Linked DNA regions of Homo sapiens: region 1 is linked to region 2. A link is an interaction called in ENCODE POLR2A ChIA-PET data of the cell type or tissue named here. Cell type or tissue: B cell. All regions are shown on one strand. Each heading gives the region's core, and the rest is flanking DNA. Links, peaks and the distances in the headings are about the cores only.

Evidence for each region. ChIA-PET counts read pairs that join two places held together with the same protein. Peaks named below come from ENCODE experiments on the same cell type or tissue, not always from the same donor. Only the 100,000 strongest peaks of a DNase experiment are listed, where the experiment ranks them.
Region 1: POLR2A ChIA-PET joins it to region 2 with 7 read pairs; 1 of 35 experiments calls an interaction of 5 or more read pairs at or near these places.

Annotation. Positions count from the first base shown.
Region 1 is chr10:61,928,662-61,935,110 of GRCh38, forward strand. The region is part of intron 2 of ARID5B (AT-rich interaction domain 5B); the gene reads left to right. Among named protein-coding and RNA genes, the nearest start is that of ARID5B, 30 kb to the left of the region's middle. In B cell, for the core only: no CTCF peak of the experiment used is centred there; no DNase peak of the experiment used is centred there; H3K27ac peaks cover 1,537 bases.
Region 2 is chr10:59,990,624-59,993,123 of GRCh38, forward strand. No RefSeq gene overlaps it. Among named protein-coding and RNA genes, the nearest start is that of LINC01553, 31 kb to the left of the region's middle. In B cell, for the core only: no CTCF peak of the experiment used is centred there; a DNase peak (open chromatin) is centred at 1,178; H3K4me3 peaks cover 385 bases; H3K27ac peaks cover 720 bases.

The sequences.
Region 1 (6,449 bases), core at 1,192-3,691, 1.9 Mb after region 2:
AGTCCTTGAAATCTAGCAAGTTTAGCTTAATGAAGCTTGACTGCATTGTCCCCATTTTTCTCATTTCACCGCTGACCAGTGAAAGCTTCATCTTGTTTGATCCATATTACCATCCTGTCTTTTCTGACTTTCTTGGATTCCGAGTGGCAACTACTTATCTGTAGTGTGAAACCTTTTTACTCCCTCTGTAGATATCCCATTAGCAGAATACACTAATGTGTAATGGGGAGAACAGTTGGGCAAACTGGTAGGTACCTCAAATTGCAGTGTGTCTGAGGGAGGCTTGAAAGCAAGGGAGTGGCCAAACCACCCAGGCTTCGAGGTGGTACATTCTTCCCCCTACCCGTCTCCATTGGTGCACACCAGAGGCACATGCACCTGCCAGGAATGGTTCCGTCAGGACACAAGCTGAAGTGGTTGTAGTTAGTCTGTCTAAAAGTTGACTCTTAACAGAGTTCCTTCATTTTTAATTTCTATCTTAATTAAAGTTTGCCACCCTCATGCAACTAGTTGGACTAGTATTTCGGTGTCACAATTTATTTAGCTAATACCTCATATTGTTGTTTTTGTGTTCCCAACATTTATCATGTTTCAAATGCTACAAAGTACATTTTGAAAGCCTGGGATGTTCAGGGAAGACTGAGGTGAGTATGCCATGCTTTCCTGTTCTTGTTCCATCCCCTCCCTGCCAACCCGTCTGATATTACACTTGTGCATTTATTGTCCTTGGGATGCTAGGTGATTATAGCTCTCCTTACCAATGATCTGTTACTGGGTACAACACAGTATGATAAGAAAAGTTCATGTTCTTTCTCTGGAGGGATGCCATATTAGTAAGGATATAGGTTCAGCTGTGTGTAACAGAGACTCGTATATTATAGTTGCTTAGATACATTGGGAGTTCAAAATCTCTTATCATGGTACAGACGTAGATGGCTCACAGGGCTAGTGTGGTGGCTTTGCTCTGTGAGGTTGTCTAGGGACTGGGCTCCTTTTTCTCCTGAGCAATTTGCCCTCATTCTTATGGTCCAAAGCTACACTTATTCCCTTTGAGGGAATTACATCCGGGAAGGACATCACTAATACTCATATCCTGTAGTCATAATTTGGTCACGTGACTGCACCTGGCTGTAAAAGGAAGCAGAAAAAGGACGCCTTTATTCTCCACCCAGCAATTTAGCAGTTTATTATTAGAAAGGAAGAATAGATATTATGGAGAGGTTAGCCACAGTTGGGAAGTGTTAAAGTCTCCTTGTACCAGGCAAGATATTTTCTTACAAGTAAGTCAAAGGGAAGGCTGTGCAGTTCCGCTGAGCTTGAGTTGACTCTGAGGCATCCAAATTGATAACAAGGGACTAGAGTGTGGATGAATTTTTGGGACCAAACAGTACAATGTAGTCATGGGCTTTAGGGGTGAGCACTGGAATCCCCATAGAGAATGATTTCTTTAAGGAGTGATATGCAGAGAAAGAAGACCACATCCCAGATTGCATCTAAGTATATGTTTCATACATTTTCCCAGTTGGGAGATGGAATGAGGAAGAAGAGAAATTGAATAAAGCAAAGAAATGTAGAGGTGATAGATGTTGGGTAGGTGTTCTCCAAGGGTCTCTTGCATATGTACACATCTTGTGAGCAAAGCCACTGACTGTCTGTGTTCTGGACTGTCTTTTCAAAGATCTTTATATAGTGAATAGCATTGGAAGACAAAGGTAGTGTTTTTCCTTAGAACAAGAGCAGGCATGCTTACTGTCCAGTATTAAAGATACAGGTTCTCGGCCAGGTGCGGTGGCTCACACCTGTAATCCTAGCACTTTGGGAGGGCGAGGCGGGCGGATCATGAGGTCAGGAGATCGAGACCATCCTGGCTAACACGGTGAAACTCCGTCTCTACTAAAAATACAAAAAATTAGCCGGGTGTGATGGCGGGCACCTGTAGTCCCAGCTACTCGGGAGGCTGAGGCAGGAGAATGGCGTGAACCCGGGAGGCAGAGCTTGCAGTGAACCGAGATGGCACCACTGCACTCCAGCCTGGGCGACAGAGCGAGACTCCGCCTCAAAAAATAAATAAATAAATAAATAAATAAATAAGATACAGGTTCTCTATGCTCAGGACTCTTCTCCAGTAGTGCACCCCATTGTGTGAAAAGGTATCATCTATCCCTCTTCACATCTCCTTTTGGGAACTGAGTATTAAAGAACCACCACAAACGCTGGTACATTGACTATTGCTATTACTGTGAGTAATAAACCATTTTTTGTCTCTGGCCAGGAGTCTCATGGCTTCTGCCAACATCCATGAAACTGGCAGGTGAACTTGGAAGTCTGAAAAAAGGGTAAAAATCTCAGACCCTTCACAGTTCTTAACAGGAAGGAGAGTTTCAAGTCAAAATTAGGGTTGTTCATTACCAAATGCTACAAAGAAGTTAAAGAAATTGAAGAATAAGAAAACGCCTTGGGTTAGTGACATAATACCATGGCTCTCAAAGTTTCGGACTCAGGACCCTTTACACTCAACTTATTGAGGGCCCCAAGGAGCTTTTGTTTATGTAGGTTATACCTACTGATATTTACTACAGTAGGAATTAAAACTGAGAAATAATTTTAAAATATCTATTAATTCATTTAAAAATTATGACATCCACATGCACAAAAATACATCAAGCTGAACCTCATAACTTATACACAATTAAGTGAAAACAGATCATATTTCTAAAAGTAAAATGTAAACCTATAAAACTTTTAGAACAGAACATAGGAGAAACTCATTATGACCTGGGATAGGCAAAGAGTTCATAGATATAATGGCAAGCCACAATCCATAAAAGAAAAAAAATCTAACTGGACTTAATCAAAATATAAAACCTTTGCTTTGTGAAAGACACTATTACGAGAATTTTAAAACAAGCTACAAAATAGGAGAAAGTGGTTTCAAACCACATATCTGACAAAAAGTTAAAAGAACTCTCAAAACTCAAGTGTAAGAAAACAAATAACCAAATGGGCAGAAGACTTAAACACACATTTCACCAAAAAGGACATGCAGTTGGTGAGTTAGCACCTGAAGAAGATGTTTGACATCATTAGTCATTAGAGAGATGACCATTTAAAACACAATGAGAAACTACCACATACATATTAGGATAATAATTATTAATTATTAATAATCAATTAATTAACAGTGATAGTGTCAAGTACTGGCAAGGATGGGGAGCAACTGGAACTCTCATGCATTGCTGTTGGGAATGTAAAATGGTACAGCCACTCTGGAAAACAGTTGGGCAGTCTGTAGAAAAATTACATCCATACTTACCATATGACTCAGCAATCTGTCTCCAAGGTGTTTACTCTAGAGAATTGAAAATATGGGTTCACACAAAAACCTGTGCGGGCATACCTTAGAGATAATGCAGGTTTGGTTTCAGACCACTGCAAGAAAATGAATATCGCAATAAAGCTAGTCACATGACTGTTTTGGTTTCCTAGCGCGTATAAAAGTTACATTTACACCATACTGTAGTCTGCTAAATGTGCGTTAGCAATATGTCTAAAAAAAAAGTACATACCATAATTTAAAAATACCTTATTGCCAATAAATGCTGAAGATCATCTGAGTCTTCCGCAAGTTGTAATTTTTTTTGCTTGTGGAAGATCTGGGCTTGATGTTGATGGCAGCTGACTGATCAGGGTCGTGGTTGCTGAAGGTTAGGGTGACTGTGGCAATTCCTTTTTTCTTTTTCTTTTTCTTTTTCTTTTTTTTTTTTTTTGAGACAGAATCTCACTCTGTCACCCAGGCTGGAGTGCAGTGGTGCATTAATGGTTCACTGCAGCCTCGACTTCCCAGGCTCAAGTGATCCTTCCACCTCAGCCCCTGAGTAGCTGGAACTATGGGTGTGTGCCACCACACCTGGCTAATTTTTGTTGCTGTTGAGATGCAGTTTCGCCATGTTGCCCAGGCTGGTCTCAAAATCACAATTTCTTAAAATGCCATGCATTGGTTGACACTTCATTTCACGAAAGATTACTCTGTAGTATGCAGTGCTGCTTGATTGGATTTTACCCACAGGTAGAATTTCTTTCAAAATTGGAGTCAACCCTCTCAAACCCTGCCACTGCCTTTATCAACTAACTTGACGTAATATTCTGAACTTTTTGTGGTCATTTCAGCAATGTTCACAAATCCCAGCACTTCGGGAGGATGAGGAAAGAGGATTGCTTGAGGCTAGGAGTTTGAGAGCAACCTAAGCAACACAGTGAAACTCCTCTCTAAAAATAAATTTAAAAATTTAGCCAGGCCTGTAGTCCCACCTATTCGGGAGGCTGAAGTGAGAAGATAGCTTGAGGCCAGGAGTTCAGGCCATATGGTGCCAATGCACTCCAACCTGGCCAACAGAGCCAGACCCAACTCAAAAGAACAAAAACAAAACAAAACAAAAAAACATTGTTGACAGCATCTTCACCAACAGTAGATTTTATGTCAAGAAACCCCTTTCTTTACTCATTCATAAGAAGTAGCTCCTCTTCATCTGTTCAAGTTTAGTCATGAGATTGCAGCAATTCATTCACATCTTTGGGCTCCACTTCTAATTCTAGTTATCTTATTGTTTCCACCACCTCTGCAGTTACTTCTTCCACTGAAGTCTTAAATTCCTGAAAGTCGTCACCTATGAGGGTTGAATCAATGCCTTCCAAACTTCTGTTAATATTGATGTTTTGACCCACTTTCATGAATCTGAATGTACTTAATGGCATCTAGAATAGTGAATGCTTTCTAGAAGGTTTTCCGTTTACTTTGCCTAGATCTATCAGAGGAATCACTGTGGCAGCTATAGCTTCATAAAGTATATTTCTTATATAATGATACTCGTAAGTCAAAGTTACTCCTTGATCCATGGACTGCAGAATAGATGTTGTGTTAGCAGGCATAAAAACAACATTCATCTCTTTGTACATCTCCATCAGAACCTTGGATGTCAATAAGCAGTCATATTTGTAAAGAAATCTCTTATTCTGAGCAATAGGTCTCAACAGCAGGCTTAAAATTTTCAGTAAACCCTGCTGTAAACAGATGTGCTCTCAATCCAGCTTCATTTTTTCATTTATAGAGCACAGAGAGCATAGATTTAGCATAATCCTGAAAGGCCCTAGGATTTTCAGAATGGTAAATGAGCATTGGCTTCAACTTAAAATCACCAGCTGCATTAGCCCCTAACAGAAGAATCAGCCTGTCCTCTGAAGCTTTGAAGCTGGCATTGACATCTCACTATCTATGAAAGTCCTAGATGGTCTTTTTTGCCCAATATAAGGCTGTTTCATCTTCTATTGAAAATCTGTTGTTTAGTGTAGCTACCTTCAATTATCTTAGCTAGATCTTCTGGTAAACTTGCTGCAATTTCTACATCAGCATTTCCTGCTTTACCGTGTACTTGAAAGTTACAGAGGCAGCTTCTTTCCTTAAACCTCATGAATCAACCTCTGTTAGCTTCCAACCTTTATTTTGCAGCTTCCTCACCACTTTTAGCTTTCGTAGAATTGAAGAGAGTTAGGGCCCTGCTCTGGATTAGGCTTTGGTTTAAGGGAATATTGTGGCCTGTTTGATCTTTCTACCCAGACCACTAAAACTTTCTCCATATCAGCAGTAAGTCTGTTTTGCCTTCTTATCATTTGTATGCTCACTGGAGTAGTGCTTTGAATTTCCTTTAAGAGCTTTTCCTTTGCATTCACAACATGGTTAACTGGCGCAAGAGGCCTAGCTTTCAGCCTCTCTTGGGTTTTGACATGCCTTCCTCACTAAGCTTAATTATTTCTAGCTTTTGATTTAAAGGGAGAGGCATGGGACTCCTACTTTCACTTGAACACTTAGAGGCCATTGTAGGGTTATTAATTAGCCCATTATTGTTAAGTCTTATGGAATAGGTAGGCAGGAGGAGAGGGAGATAGACTGGGGAAAAAGGCAGGTCAGTGGAGCAGTCAGAACACAAAACAGTTGTCAGTGAAGTTTGCCACCTTATATCTGCATGGTTTGTGGCATCTCCAAACAATTACAATAGTAATATTAAAGATCACTGATCGGCTGGGTGCGGTGGCTCACACCTGTAATCCCAGCACTTTGGGAGTCTGAGGCGGGTGGATCATGAGGTCAGGAGTTCGAGGCCAGCCTGACCAACATGGTGAAACCCCGTCTCTACTAAAAATACAAAAATTAGCTGGGCATGGTGGCACATGCCTGTAATCCCAGCTACTCGGGAGGCTGAGGCAAGAGAATTGTCTGAATCCCGGAGGCGGAGGTTGCAGTGAGCCGAGATTGCACCATTGCACTCCAGCCTGGGCAACAGAGCAAGACTCTGATTAAAAAAAAAAAAAAAAAGATTACAGATCAACATACTGGATATAACAATAATGACAAGTTTTGAAATATCACAAGAATTACCAAAATGTGACCTGGAGAC
Region 2 (2,500 bases), core at 1-2,500:
AAAATAACAGGGCACTAGGTATAGTATATCCTTTGTGTGTATGTGAAAGTTATAGGTGTTTGCGTGTAGGATTGTGGGTATGAGTATATATGCCTTTTGTGGATAATGCCTGAAAGTATGCATAGCTGCCTTTAGGGGAGTGATATTTGGCTGGGGTGGGAATGAGAGGTGTTTTTTCCTAGTATGTTCCTGTATTGTTTTAATTTTTTAATGATCATGCATTATTTTAATAATATAAAAGGGTTTTAAAAATTGTGTTCAGTCAAATTTCAGAAGTGATAATAACTGCTTAAACATTCTTCGGAAAGATTTATTCTTTAAAAAAATCATTTTATGTATAGATACAGTGCCTGACTTGAAATTAGAAAAAAATACCTCTTTTACAGTTCATACCCACTCAGAGGTAAAAAAAAAAAAAAAAAAAAAAAAAAAGCCACTGGCTTGGGCAGATTTTTCTTTCAAGCTTTTAGTTCTCATAGTTTCCCCTAAGTAGCTTTGTATGACTGGTTTAGATGTAGCCCCCAAAGTGGTTATTTTGTCTATTTGATAAAATTCCAAATCCATTATTTCCCCTCTCTGTTGCACTAGGTTTTCATTACAAAACCTCCTTATGCTGCCAGCACTGAAGGGGCTGTTGATACTCAGGGCTACTGTGTTGTATAACTACCAGGTGTGCCTCACCTGTTATATCACATATGCAAATGATAGCTGGAGTTTGTGTACCTGGTGCCTGTGAATTGTATTTACAAGTGAATGTTTCTTGCTAAGGATGCTGTGCCTTGGATGCTGACTGCCAGTTGTGGTTAATAATATCAGAGCCATCTTTCTGTCTCTGATAAAAATACTGATACTAAGAATCTCCCCTTAGTGAAAAGTTAGCCCAGAAGTCATTGTGTATTATTGTAAAAACTCCCACTAGAAGTAGTTGTCTTAAAAAAAAAAAAAAAAAAAAAAAAGAGGGTTTTGCTAACCAGTGTCCTCTATGATTATAGAATTTCAGACAATGGAACAGAGCTCAGTGAACAAACTCGAGATAAGCTGGGGAAGACAAGCTATTTTACTTGTTTCGATTTCTTCCCTTTCTTTTATTCTGAACGCCCAGCTCCTGTAAAACCTTCCGTTTTCCTCCCCTCCCTACCTTGAGTGGTTCCCATGGCAACAGCAGTCTGGTGGGGTGGAGCAGTAGTGTGTGTCTGGGTCATTTGTAAGTTGAGTGTTTATGAGGTAGGAACTGTCTGTACTGCATTAGTCATTTGTATCTCAACATTAAAGTAGGTTGGCTCTCTTCTAATGAGGAAGTATCTGTTCTTTTAATATTCTGGCAAGCTTATGCATTCTCTTCCTCATACAAGTCATAGAGACAAATGTGTCACAGGATTTTGATCCCCAGGAGGTATATGGAGTGAAAGGAAACTTTGTGGATGAAAAAGAGGAACAGATGGGAATGGCAAGAATAGAAAACAGGAAAGAGTTTTCAATCTCTGTGAGAATGGTGGTAATTCCACAATGATTCAATCATATAGAGTAAACTATCACAAGTGAGCACTATCCACCCTCAGTCAGATTTTGCTTGAAAGTACAAATATTTGGTGGCTGTCCTTCCTAAAAGTTCTTCCCAGCAGGCTGTTAATGGGCCTTGACATCTTCATTAGCTGGTATTCCTTGAGGTTAAGACACTGACTGTTTTTGAAAAGGCAAAAGTGTGAGGGTGGAGGTCACATTTACATTTATTTTTATGCCTCCTGTGCCAGCTCCAGTGCCCTATAAATACTGAGTAAATGACCTGGCCAATATTATCACTAAGAATAGTTTACATTCTGTATTTTTAGCAGATTAATTCTAGTTATTTAATCATTCATTCAGCACATGTTTCCTAATGATGAAGATAATAAAGATAACTTTTGGCAGGGTGTGGTGGCTCACACCTGTAATCCCAGCACTTTGGGAGGTCGAGGTGGGCGGATCACGAGGTGAGGAGATGGAGACCATCCTGGCTAACATGGTGAAACCCCGTCTCTACTAAAAATACAAAAAATTAGCCAGGTATTGTGGCGCATGCCTGTAATCCCAGCTACTCAGGAGGCTGAGGCAGGAGAATTGCTTGAACCCAGGAGGCGGAGGTTGCAGTGAGTTGAGATTGTGCCACTGCATTCCAGATAGTGCCACTGCACTCCAGCCTGGGTGACGAGCAAGGCTCCATCTCAAAAAATAAAAATAATAAATATAGATAACTTTTATAGTACATGTACTATAAGCTGGGCAATTGTGTGTGCATTATTTCAAGCCTCAAAGCAACCCTATGGTAGGTACTGTTAGTATTACCATTTTACAGGTGAAGAAAAGTAAGCTTAAAGAGGTTAAATTAATTTCCCCATGCAAATGGCTCATAAATGGCAGAGGCAGAACTTGAGTGAGTCTTTCTATTGTGTAAAGTCTGTGCTTTAGGTCCCGTTGCTGTTGAGTGTTGGGAGACAATTTTTCATTGTTATCTTGCATCTTT